2 separate regions of the Homo sapiens genome follow, and region 2 is linked to region 1. A link is an interaction called in ENCODE POLR2A ChIA-PET data of the cell type or tissue named here. Cell type or tissue: Panc1. All regions are shown on one strand. Links, peaks and the distances in the headings refer to the core of each region. The heading gives the core; the rest is flanking DNA. Region 1 overlaps BUB1B (BUB1 mitotic checkpoint serine/threonine kinase B). Region 2 overlaps LOC112268152 (a long non-coding RNA gene).

Region 1 (2,500 bases), core at 1-2,500:
AGGAAAAATCATTCTCTTCAAACCAGCCTCTGGAAGCTTGTCATGAGACTGAAAAGAATTGAGTATGTTTAATCTGAAGACTTTTAAGGGGTGATGTGAGCAGTAGCTTTAGTAACTTAAAGCAGTGTTTTCCACATCCTAGGGAATCATTTGGAGGAAGTTTTTTAAAAGCACTTTTTCATTTTAGTTTCTTCTCTGTTGATGTATATTTTATATCCAGTAAACTGCACAAATATTGTACAGCTAGATGAATTTTTCCATGCAATTTTTTCCCATATCAAGATACAGAATATTTCCATCAACTCAGAAGAGACTAGCGAGTCTTTTGTGACTAACAGTGCTTAAGCCCCATTCCATCTAGGTGCCATTGGAATTTCCAGGGAAGAAGTCCAAGCATGTATTTTTGTCTTTTTAAAAATACTTTCTCAGATAATTCTGCTACAGTTAGTCTACTGACTGCTATGAAAAGACAGTGATGTAAGAGTAATTAATTACATATTGTGTTCTGGAGTAAACCACCAGAGAACATGATGAACAGGCTAGATTTGGATACAGTGGTTCTAGATTCAGCTGTTCAAGGATATGCTTAATTGTTAAAGGAGTCCAACTTCATTTACCTTTTTTTTTTTTTAACCAGTCTTTTACTTGAATTTTGTTAATAAGTACCTACCAGAATTTTCATCCCCTAAAAAAATCATATTTAAAATGTCTAAGCTAATATGGCCATAAGTAGTATTTGCATAAAATGTATAGATTATAAACATCTATTTTACTTTAATCACATATATAAATACATATATATGTATATATATATTTTTTTCTTTTTCTTTTTTAGACAGGGCCTCGCTCTGTCACCCAGGCTGGAGTACAGTGGCATGATCTCAGCTCACTGCAGCCTCTGCCTCCTGTACTCAAGCATTCCTCCCACCTCAGCCTCCCAATTAGCTGGGACTACAGGTGTGAGCCACCATGCCTGGCTAATTTTTTATTTTTTGGAGAGACAGGGTTTTGCCATGTTGCCCAAGCTGGTCTCAAACTCCTGTGCTCAAGTGATCTTCCCACCTCAGCCTGCCTCCCAAAGTGTTGGGATTACAGGTGTGAGCAAATGTACCTGGCCAAATCTTTTTTTTTTTTTTTTTTTTGAGACTGAGTTTCACTCTTGCACTCAGGCTGGAGTGAAGTGGCGTGATCTCGGCTCACTGCAGCCTCCGCCTCCTGGGTTCAAGCAATTCTCCTGCCTCAGCCTCCCGAGTAGCTGGGATTACAGGCGCCCACCACCACGCCCAGCTAATTTTTGTATTTTTAGTAGGGACGGGGTTTTGCCATGTTGGCCAGGCTGGTCTCGAGCGCCTGACCTCAGGTGATCCACCCAACTCAGCGTCCCAAAGTGCTGGGATTACAGGCGTGAGCCACTGCACCCGGCCTATAATTTTTTTTTTAACTATACTTTGTTTCTTCCAGATGTACCTCCCACCTTTAGTTACTAAGTCAGAAATTCAAAGTATGTGTCAAATTGGTAATGATCTAGAAAATTAATCTCTGGTATCCATATGGGTTAAATCAAATAGGCACTATTTGTATACTACAGGTAAATATGTAAAGTGGTATAATCTCTCTGAGGACAGCTAAGTAATATAGATAAAGAACTTTAGTGTTTATAACCTTTTGACCTTACAATTCTACTTTTAGGAATTAATCCTAAGAAAATTAAAGGATTTATAAAGATTTATGTATAAGGATAAAGTAGTTTTAAACTAGTAAAAAACAGAATAACCTGAAAGTTGGTTAATTTCTTATAGACCCACAATGTGGCCATTATGTTTTTAAAGAATTTTTAATAGCATAGGAAGGAAGAAATACAAAAAGTATGAGAAAGAGCAATACAGAGTATCATGAATGCTACAGTTTCACTGGTTGTAAAACTGCTTTTCAAATGCATAGAATATGCTATGCATATATCCTACCAGACATACATGAATTGTCTTTAAGAAATAAATAAAAATTAGGTATGTAGCATAGAGGAAGAAGACCTAAAAACTAGGAGGATAGCAAATCATTAGAATATTTACTAAGTGAAAGCAGAAGAAAAATAGTATTTGTGCTTTAGTTCATAGGTGAAATTTGTTGAGGAACAAAACCATTGCCCAATATTTTTCTTTGTATGGAGAATCTTCCTGGTACATTTTTTGGATGAAGTATAGTTTACTGTGTTCATGATATAAAAACCTTTTTATATTTGCCTAGATATTCTGATATGCTATTTCTGTACCCTGTGTCACTGAGCTAATATGTCTCTCTCAGTAAAAAAGTTCTTCATGTATTGAAATATTTTAGCTAAACTTTATATGGTCTTTATTTCAGGATGAATTTACAGGAATTGAACCCTTGAGCGAGGATGCCATTATCACAGGCTTCAGAAATGTAACAATTTGTCCTAACCCAGAAGACACTTGTGACTTTGCCAGAGCAGCTCGTTTTGTATCCACTCCTTTTCATGAGA
Region 2 (10,717 bases), core at 686-3,185, 110 kb after region 1:
GAGACCATCCTGGCTAACACGGTGAAACCCTGTCTCTACTAAAAATGCAAAAAATTAGCTGGGCGTGGCAGCGGCGCCTGTAGTCCCAGCTACTCGGGAGGCTGAGGCAGGAGAATGGCATGAACCCAGGAGGCGGAGCTTGCAATGAGCCGAGATGGCGCCACTGCACTCCAGCCTGGGCGACAGAGCAAGACTCCATCTCGAAAAAAATAAAAAAAGAAAGAAAATGAGGGGCACATGAGGCAAGGCAATCACTCCCCTCACCCACCTCACCAGACTCCCACCTCTGGGCCTCTGGGACTGCCTGAGGCCTGGACCCCCACTGAGCAGCCCTAGCCCCTGCCTCCACTGCGCTCTCCTCTCTCCTCCGTGTGCCCGCCTCTGCTGTGTACCCCAGCCTGCAGCGGGGCTGGGGCGGAGGGATGGCTGCTCTGGTTGGCCAGGCTCAGCCCCAGCTGCTCAGGTGCCTGACCCACACTCTGCCCCAGGCCCAGGGAGTTCAGCACCAGTCCAGCTCAGCCCAGCCCACTTCCTCTTGCCTAATCTGCTCCTCTTATCGCCCTTCTTAGCCCAGCCTGGGAGGCAGGGAGCTCTACCCAAGACTTCCTTCCCCTCTGGGGCCTGGCCTTTTGCCCTGGGTCACCCCCCCATGGGGCTTTGCATACCCCCAACAACGGTAAGACCCTCACCCAGGCCCTAGAATTGTCGCGGCTGGAGGTCTGGTCCAGGGCAGGGTGGAGGGTGAGGGAGGACACTCTTCATGCGGAATTAAGATAATAAACTGCCCAGTGGAGGCTGGAGCTAAGGGAATTCCCAGCACAGAAATAATCTGCAGAAGAGCAATTCTAGGGCCGGGGGATGGAGCCGGAGCAGGGCCTGACCAAGCCTCTGGAAATGGTAACAATTCAGAGGACTCTTCTTCCTCGTTTCCCCCAGTCCCTTAGCGTCATCTCTCCTCTCTCCCTCCCTCCAGTCTGGGGCCCTTCTGGGGGCCCCTCTGGCAGCCCATGCTGTTCTGGGTTCCTCCCTGGGATCAGGTTCCCTCGATATCTGTTTGAATGGATTTTGCAAGGGAAATCCCTGTCCCTTCCCAAAGCCCCTGCACCTGTCACCTGCGGCTGCCCTGGTCCCGGCACCCAAGTCCCTCCCTTTCATCTGTCCTGTAGCCATCAGCCCCCTCTCCACTTTGGGCCTGGAGAGACCAGTCCATTCCTCCCCCTCAGCCTGAGGAGGAAAGGGACAGCCTCCTCTCCTCATTTCAGGATTTCAGGGCTCCTCACTCTGTTCCTTTCCATCTCCAGCTCCGAATCCACAGAACAAAGCCTTGCCCATCTTTACTCAGTGATGTCACTGCCTGCACTGTTCTTGGGACCACAACTGTAGCTTCAGTGGGGGCCTGTACTCTCCTGCTCACATCCTGACCTCCTGCAAAGCTAGCTCCAAAAATGCAGAAAATCCAGGCAGTCAGGAGAGCGGAAAATCTTCATCAAAGAGCTTTTTGCTTTTAAAAATACATTTAGGTTTGAAAATTTGTGTTGACAAAGAAAAATGTTATGTAAATAATAGTAGAGAAAATCAGGGTAGTTACATGAATGCCCCGTTTGGGAAATGTGGCCTTGGGCTCCTGGGCTGAGCTGGGTAGAGGGCAACCCTGCAGTGGGCCAGTCTCACCCCTCCAGGGTGGGCAGTGGAAGGGCAAGGATGCCCCCTGCTGGGTGCACTCAAAGCATGCATGTCCTGGAAGTTGCGGTTGGGTCTGTCATTTGTGACCCACGGGAACACCTATGCCAGAGAGTTTGGCAAGTGGGAGCCTTGGGCCATAGAATGTGGTAAGAACTTATATTCAACCAAATGTTGCCTCCCACAAGGGACATGCTTGTGACCTGGACCCCAGCACATATGTCCCAAGTTCATTTGTTCACTTGCCAGTGCTATGTGGGAGCCCCATGCATTGGTTTCCCAGTTTGCTCATCAGAGAAGTTTAATGGCAGAAGTTGAACTCAGACCTTCAGGTGCCACAGCTGCCAGCCAAATAAGAGGATCAGACTAGGTCGGTTTCTTATCTGATGCCATGATGGTTGAAGCAGTGGGTTTCAGGAGTGTGGAACCCTGTTGTCCATCTTGGTCAAGGGCTGGCCCTCTTTTGGAGGGAAGATGGCTCTTATGGTGTCTGTTTCCCAGTCTGGCAAAGGGAGCCACACTCACCACTCTAGGAACCCAGCCACTTACTAGCTGGTTTATCTTGTGATACTTAACCTTCTTGGGCCTCAGCCTTCTCACCTGTAAAATGGGGATAATAATGCCTCATGGGGATGTTGCAAGGATTAAAGAATATAATGAATGGTACTTAATACAGTGCCTACACATGAGCTCAATAATACTATCATTATCATTATGAGTTATCATTGTTATTTTATTATTACTTATTAGCAGACACTGACAGGAAAAATGGCAGTTTCTTATTCCTTCTTCAACAGTTCTTTCTACAAACGTCTTCACTGACTTTCTCTTTGGATTTTTCTTCCAGCAGTTCGTGTGGATCAGGGGCTGTACCCACCTTTGCAGGGCAGACTGAGTTAGGGTTGCTCCTGTCTGTGGACTTGAAGCAAGCTGTTCCCAAGCGGCCTGAACTCATGAAGTGATGAGCACAAGGGCTCCAATCATGGGCAAGTGCCAGCCTCCCACCAGCTTCATGCCACCACAGCCCCCCAGCTGATGAGGCACAGATGAGAGTGCTGAGCTGCCCAGCTGTGTGTCCCTCTGTGGCCCCAGCTTCAGCCACCCTCTGTGTACTGAGAGCTAAGCAGAAGTGGAGGCATGGGCAAGGCTGGGTAGCCAACACTGATCCCTTAGGGAGGAGAGAGGCAATCAAGTTTCCTGTAGATGCCCAGGAGGAAGATGTTGCTTGTCTTCCCATTCCAAGCCCCTCTATAACCCGACAAGGAACCATCTGGGACTTAGAAGTGGAAAACAAACTGGGCATGGTGGCTCACGCCTGTAATCCCAGCACTTTGGGAGGCCGAGGCGGGTGGGTCACGAAGTCAGGAGCTCAAGATCAGCCTGACCATCATGGTGAAACCCCGTCTCTACCAAAAATACAAAAATGAGCCAGACATGGTGGCACACACCTGTAATCCCAATTACTCAGGTGGCTAAGGCAGGAGAATAGCTGGAACTGGGAGGCAGAGGTTGCAGTGAGCCAAGTTCACACCATTGCCTCCAGCCTGGGTGACAGAACGAGACTCCATCTCAAAAAAAAAAAAGTGGAAAACAATCAGTCCATGTATGTTTCTCTTTGAAGTGCTATTTTGGATCAAATTTACCTGTGTCCATCTTCAAGAAACCCAGAGTTTAGTCCCCACTGGAGCAAAGGTTTGTTCTGTGATCTTAGCAAGTTACCTGAGCCCTTGAATCTGTCAAACTTTTGATCATTTCTAAGAATCCTTCCAGCTCTAAAAATCTCTTTCCACTTGGAAGGGCCAATCTTGTCACTTTTCTCTCTTGCCTTTCCTCTGAGAGACAACAAACCTAGAGATGAGAGCTGTAGGTGGCAGGAGAGGCTTAGCTCTCATCCCAGTGTGACATTCTTGGGCACAATCACTCCTCTGCCTCTGTCAATCCCTCTGTGAAATGGGCCAGTTTTAATAAGTGTGATAGAAATAAATTATATGATGTCCTCCTCTAGGTGGGCACGGTGCATTGCATATAGGGAAGGTCATCAGTATTGATCAATTGCTTCTGTTCTTACTCCTGTCCTGGTCCAACCTTTTTTTTTTTTTTTAGAAGTTAAGCCTTTATTTCCTTGTTTTGTAAATAAAGCTGGCTGAGTTGGTTGTTTTTTGATGATTAGTCAAAGAGACCAAATCCCATATCCTCACCCAGCTCCTCCACCTCTTCCTTGGCTTCAACCTTAGCTGGGGCTGCAGCAGCGGGAGCAGCCGTGGTGGCAACAGCCACAGAGGCAATAGCCACAAATGCAGATGGATCAGCCAAGAAGGCCTTGACCTTTCCAGCAAGTGGGAAGGTATAATCAGTCTCCACAGAGCCAGGGCTCATTTGTACCCACTGATGATAGAATGGGGTACTGATGCAACAGGTGGGTAGCCAGTCTGCAGACAGACACTGGCAACATCGCGGACAACCTTCAGGAAGCAAGAAGGAAGTTTCCTCTGTGATGTCAAGCACTTCAGGGTTGTAGATGCTGCCATTGTCAGATGCCTGCTGGATGACCAGCGCAAAGGAGGAGGGAGAAATGCTCGGCGTGTTCAGCAGCGTGGCTTTGTTGGCTCCCACTTTGTCTCCAGTCTTGATCAGCTGCACATCACTCAGGATTTCAATGGTGCCCCTGGAGATTTTAGTGGTGATTCCTAAAGCCTGGAAAAAGGAGGTTTTCTCTGGCCCCAGACCAGTGTTCTGGGCTGGCACAGTGACTTCACATGGGGCAATGGGACCAGCACAGGTGGCAGCTGGCACCTTACTAGCCAGCAACATGTCCTTGATTTCAGTGAGGTCCTCCTTGGTGAATGCAAAGCCCACATTCCCCCAGATATGAGGCAGCAGTTTCTCCAGAGCTGGGTTGTTTTCCAGGTGCCCTCAGATGGCCGTGAGCATCATGGTGTTCTTGTCCATCAGCACCACGGCCTTCTCTCAGAGGGACATGCAGATCTGCTGCGTCTGCTTGGAGCCCACATTGCTGCTCCCACGATGAAACATTTTGGATAATCATCCAAAAGCTGGATGATCTTGAAGTAGTTGGACTTCCAGGTCATCCTGTCTTCCCTGGGCATCACGGCAGTGCATCAGGGATTGCCACGCAGGGTTTAAAGACAATGTCACTTTCACGAGGATGCCAAGAGAGAGTTTTTTTTTTTTTTTTTTTTTTTAATATACGATGTAATCTCACCCTGTTGCCCAGGCTGGTCTTGAACTCCTGGGCTCAAGCAATCCTCCCACCTCACCCTCTCCAGTAGCTGGGATTATGGGCATGTACCACCAAACTTGGCATCTGATCCACCTTTTTATCAGGACCTGGGCAAAGCCACAGAGAACAAGCCCCTCAACTTTGCGAATAGCAAGGAGCCAGCGAAGACAGGAATATGTTGGAAGACAGACTCAGGATCCAAAAACATTCTAACCTATTGGAGCACTGGCCTAAACCTCCCAAGGTGAAATGAACAGGGCTTAACTGAGAGATCTGGGCTTGGTGCCAAGACACCGACTGTACAAGGACAGGGTGGGGAAGTGGCAGCTTAGCAGAAGCATGTGTGAATAAAACTGAGGGTTTTCGCTGACAGCCAGCTCCATCTGAGTCAAATGACAGAGCTGCCAATAAAAACGGGCAGACTCAGGCTGCCGAACTGAAGTCGGGTACTGAGCCCTGTGGTTCTCCATCTTGATATCACACCAGAACCACCTGCAAAGCTCTGGTAACACTGCATATTCCTTGCTGTACCAAGACCCTCTGAATCGTGATCTGGGATGAGATGAGAGAGGGAAAGGAAGGTGAGGAGTTTGCATTTCTTTTATTTTTTTTTAGAGACAGGTTTCACTCTGCTACCCAGGCTGGTCTCAAGCTCATGGGCTCAAGCAATCCTCGTGCCTTGGCCTCCCAAAGTGTTGGGATTATAGGCATGAGTCACTGCGCCCAGCCAGGAGTTTGAGTTTCTAAAGAGTATCCCCCCTCATTCCAAGATGCATCCAGGGCTTTTGAACCAAGGAACAATCAGTCCCATTCTCATTCTCAGCACAACAGACCACACCCAAAATACTTGAGGAATTCAGTTTAGGTTGCTTTGTTGCAGGGAAGGTCATAAGTTGAAGGATATTTGGTGGAAAGCAGCCAGGATGCAGGCAACACTCTGAAGAGAACCACTTTATAGAAGACACAGGTGGCCAGGAGGCCCAACTTCACATGGATGAGTCTTGTTCTCTGAGGTCCCAAAAGTTAGAATCTAGGCCAGGTGCGGTGGCTCACGCCTGTAATCTCAGCACTTTGGGGGGCTGAGGGGGGCAGACCATCTGAGGCCAGGAGCTCAAGTCCCACCTGGCCAACATGGTGAAACCCCATCTCTACTAAAAATATAAAAATTAGCCAGGCGCAGTGGCACATGCCTGTAGTCCCAGCTACTCAGGAGGCTGAGTCAGGAGAATTGCTTGAACCCGGGAGGCGGAGGTTGCAGTGACCCAAGATTGTGCCACTGCACTTCAGCCTGTGCGACAGAGCGAGACTCTCTCTCAAAAAAAATTTAAGTACATATTTTTTTAAAGTTAGAATCTTAGGAGACTGTCTTAGGTCAGGTTTCTCAGGAAACATGCCGAGATAGAGATTTTCTTGTAGGAAGTTTATTGGGGGTGCTTTCAGAGATAACATCTGTGAACTAGTGAAAGAATCAGAATCAAGCCAGAGGAAGAAATTGGTGAACAATGCAGTCACAATACAGAATGCTTCCACAGGAAGCCCTGGGGTTGAGCTGGCCCCGTAGAGTTAGCCCCAACTTGGATAAGAGGGCTGTACCTTTGAATTCCACATTGACTTGGCAGATGACCCCTAGGGAAGGGTTGTGAAGTCCAGCAAGACAGCTCCCTTTAGCAGCTGAAGGAAATGCCAAGGGAGAGACTCATGTGTGAGCCATTGGCAGCCAACACTTCTGGCAACTTCAGGGATAAGCTCCTTGGTCCTAAAAGCAGTATCTGGGTGGTGCACCACAGCAACCGAGACAGTACCCCCAGGCATAGCCCAGACCTACTTGATTTATGTGGTAAGTTCACTCTACCTGGGAATAGCTCCTCCTGGATTCTGGGAAACTTACAAGAATTAAATGGAGAAACTATAGCCCCCACTACTGCAACTAGTCTTGGTGACACAATTGATGTTCATCATTCCCCTTCTCTGTCACTCATTCTAGATTCTTTTTACCTTCAACTTGCACCTCTGCTGGTGTAGGTGGCTTGCCTGTCGGGGTAACCAATCACCAATCACCATGGCCTTCAGACCATGCTGCTGATGTGTCCACCTTCCACCAAAATTGGGCATACCAACAGACACCCCAGTGGATCACCTGGGTGCCAAACATATTCTTTCCTGACCCCCTTATGTAACAGCAGCCCTATCTCTCCCAAAGGATGGGGGTCAGTTGCCCCTTCCAGGAAGTGACTCCTCTTCTTTCCTGCTGGTTTCTTGGCACAAAGAGTCTGACGAACAGAAAGCAGCCATACTTAAGTTTATGGGGTTCTTGTTCTGTCCCTGGTGGAAGTGCTCCCCCTCTGGGAACCAGATTCTCTGAACCTGGAGAGCTTGGAACTGCAGGAATGGGAACCACAAATTCCTCCAGAAAGGTCACTGGGAGTGATGGTAAGTGGAGTCATTCCTACTTCTACCCCTAGTTTCCTAAACCTCTATTCTACACGTTGACACATAGCACCATATATAACAGTTATTGATTAGGATGCATACCTCATCCTGGAGCACGGTGTCCCATCATCTCTAACATGGTATTTCAGCTGTGCTTCTAAAGGCTGTTCTATCATTCCACCAGCTCTATTCAGCTTCTGGATGGTGAAGTATGTAATAGGCCTAAAAGATCCCATGATCATGTGCCCATTCTATCCTTAAAGTGGGACTCTTGGTCTTCTGCAATGGTATGTGAGATCCCACGTCAGTGAATCAAACACTCTTTTAGCCCCCAGAGAGTGGCCTTTGAGCAGAAAAGACAAATCCATATCCAGAATATATGGCAATTCAGGTCAAGATGAGTCCCTCACCCTTCTGGAGTGGAACAGGTCCAAGGTAGCCAGCTTGGTACTGCGTGGCTGGTATCAGTTGCTGGCAGGTTGGACTTTTAGCAGTGACAATAGGTAATTGGCCTTGGTGAGTGGGAGCCCATTCTGTTGAGCCACCCCTGCCACCACACACATGCGACACGTGTCACCTCCATCTATGCCACCATGGCCACTTTATTCATGTGCCCATTGTGCTGGCATGGGGTGGTCAATGACAGAGGCAAGCTAACATCAATTCCACATCATTCTATCTACTTGATTATGCAGTCTCCCCTGTGGCAGGTGCTCTCTGATGAGTATTAACATGCAATATAAAGATCTTCAATAGTGAGACCTATCTCTACAAAAAAAAATTAGCCTCGTGTGGTGGTGTGTGCCTGTAGTACCAGCTACTCCAGGGTCTGAGGTAGGAGATCACTTGAGCCCCGGAGGTCGAGGCTGCAGTGAGCCATGATCGTACCACTGCACTCCAGCCTGGGCAACAGAGCAAGACCCTGTCTCAAAAAATAAAAAATAAAGATACTCACACTTGGTGCTCACTCAAATAGATAAAGCCACATATCTCTTCCCAAGACCTTCTTGTTCCCAGTCTTCCAGTATTTCTCTTTCTAGCCCTCTAACCAACCAGTCAAACCATTTGCCTATAGCTCATGAGCCTGTAGACAATTTTACCTCAGGCCGCTTTACCAGGGGCCATGCTGATGATTCAGTTCCCAGTCAGGTATCAATGTCAATGCAGACACTGCATCCAGCAGACCTTAAAGCGTTTGACTATTCTACTATCCCCAGTGTACAGTTACCCAGGTAAACGGCATAGTTCCCTTTAGGGAAGTAGTGGGGAAATCATTACTGTATTGCTATAGTATTGCAGAAACCTTTCCCCTGGGAACCTGAACTGAAAATTGAATTGGGACTGGAAACCAAACAAGATATTGTGACTTTTTATTGGAGCAGCTGCCATCAACCTCCTGGTCTTTCATCCTTGATTTATTTTAATTGTACAGCTCAGCAATTCTCAGTGTGTGGTCTCCAGACCCCTTGGGGTCCCTGAGATCACTTCAGGGGTTTCACAAGGTCAAAATTGCTTTCATAATAATACTAACATGTTATTTACCTTTTTAACTGTGTTGTCGTTTGCACTGATGGTGCTAAAGCAATGGTGGGTAAAACTTCTGGCACCTTAAACAACCAAGGCAGTGACACCAAACTGAACTAGTAGTTCATTGCAGAAAGAAAGAGGAAAGAAAAGAAAAAAAAAAGGAAGGGAGAAAAGTCGTTTTACTTTAGAATATCTTTAACAAAACGATATCAATTGTTAAATTGTATGAAGTTATGACCCTTAAATAGATGTCTTTTTAATATTCCATGTGATTAAATGAAAGTACTCTACTGCATATGGAAGTATAACGGTTCTCTTGGGGAAAAGTACTTTTGCGATTGGGTCGTGAGCTCAATTAGCTGCTCTTTTCATGGAACACCAGTTTTACTTGAAAGAAGAACTGAAAAACCATGGCTATGCAGACTTGGCTATTTGGCAGATGTTTTCTCACATTTGAACCAAGTGAGCCTGTCACTTTGAGAAAAAAATAACTGATAGTGTTTGTTACCAATTACAAAATTTGAGTTTTCAAGTAAAAACTAGAATTTTAGAAAACATGTATGCACTATCATGAGCTTCCTAGATTCCTGATACTTAAACTTTTTATAATATTATCAAATGTGATTTTTTCTATTATATAATGAAATGTATCAATATTGCAAAGATATGTTTAATTCAGTGAACCAATATTTTCCAAATGATCAACGTGGGATATTATAAAATCATGCATGGGTAAAAGTGCCATTCAAAGGGCAAGTTAGATCAATGGACTTTAATGTAATTGAGCACAAAAAAAGTTCACTGATATAGTTTTATAGTCTACATTTCAACCACCATTTAAGAAAATACTGCTTGTTGGGTTTTGGTGTAGCATCAAAGAAAAACAGCCACAATTATCTGAAAAGGCTGTTAAAATGTTCCTCTCTTTTCCAACTACATGTCTATATGAGGCTGGATTTTCCTCATATATTTTAACCATAACAACAAATTGCCAGCAGATTAAATGTAGATGCAGATATGAGATGCCAGGCATGTTGGCTCATGCCTGTAATCCCAGCATTTTGGGAGGCCAAGGCAGGTGGATCACTTGAGCTCAGGAGTTTGAGACCAGTCTGGCAAAATGGCAAAACCCTGTCTCTACAAAAAAATACAAAAATTAGCCAGGCATGGTGGTGTGCATCCGAAGTCCCAAGCTACTTGGGAGGCAGAGGTGGGAGAATTGCTTGAACCTGGGAAGTGGAGGTTGCAGTGAACTGAGATCACGCCACTTACACTCCAGCCTTGTGACAAAGTGAGATCCTGTCTAAAAAAAAAAAAAAAAAAAAAAAAAAGTGGATATGAGGATCCAGTTGTCTTCTACATTCCAGAGATTTGCAAATTTACAAAGCAAAGCCACTCTTTTCATTATTTTTTGTCATAAAAATATATTATCTGCCCAGGTGCAGTGGCTCACGCCTGTAATCTCAGCACTTTGGGAGGCCGAGGCGGGTGGATCACAAGGTCAGGAGTTCGAGACCAGCCTGGCCAACATGGTGAAACCCTGTCTCTACTAAAAATACAAAAATTAGCCGAGTGTGGTGGCATGCACCTGTAATCCCAGCTACTCGGGAAGCTGAGGCAGGAGAACTGCTTGAACCTGGGAGGCGGAGGTTGCAGTGAGCCGAGATCATGCCACTGCACTCCAGCCTGGGCAACAGAGTGAGACTCTGTCTTGGAAAATAAATAAATAAATAAATAAATAAAATATATATTATCTATGTTAACATGTAGTGGGGCTTATTATTCTTTAGACAAATTAATAAATATTTTGCAAAACCCTTGGTCTTATTTCTAATATGT

The links. ChIA-PET counts read pairs that join two places held together with the same protein. Peaks named below come from ENCODE experiments on the same cell type or tissue, not always from the same donor. Only the 100,000 strongest peaks of a DNase experiment are listed, where the experiment ranks them.
Region 2: POLR2A ChIA-PET joins it to region 1 with 6 read pairs; 5 of 35 experiments call an interaction of 5 or more read pairs at or near these places.

What each region holds. Positions count from the first base shown.
Region 1 is chr15:40,203,823-40,206,322 of GRCh38, forward strand. It overlaps BUB1B (BUB1 mitotic checkpoint serine/threonine kinase B), which reads left to right. Exons shown (of 23, transcript NM_001211.6): 15 at 2,362-2,500. The region is part of intron 1 of LOC107984763 (a long non-coding RNA gene); the gene reads right to left. Among named protein-coding and RNA genes, the nearest start is that of BUB1B-PAK6, 12 kb to the right of the region's middle. In Panc1, for the core only: no CTCF peak of the experiment used is centred there; no DNase peak of the experiment used is centred there.
Region 2 is chr15:40,308,503-40,319,219 of GRCh38, forward strand. It overlaps LOC112268152 (a long non-coding RNA gene), which reads right to left. Exons shown (of 3, transcript XR_002957721.2): 2 at 8,894-8,991; 3 at 1,535-2,280. It also overlaps the pseudogene RPLP0P10. Among named protein-coding and RNA genes, the nearest start is that of PLCB2, 5.9 kb to the left of the region's middle. RefSeq lists a silencer at 1,563-1,766. In Panc1, for the core only: CTCF peaks have their summits at 1,703 (motif pointing left) and 1,926; a DNase peak (open chromatin) is centred at 1,759.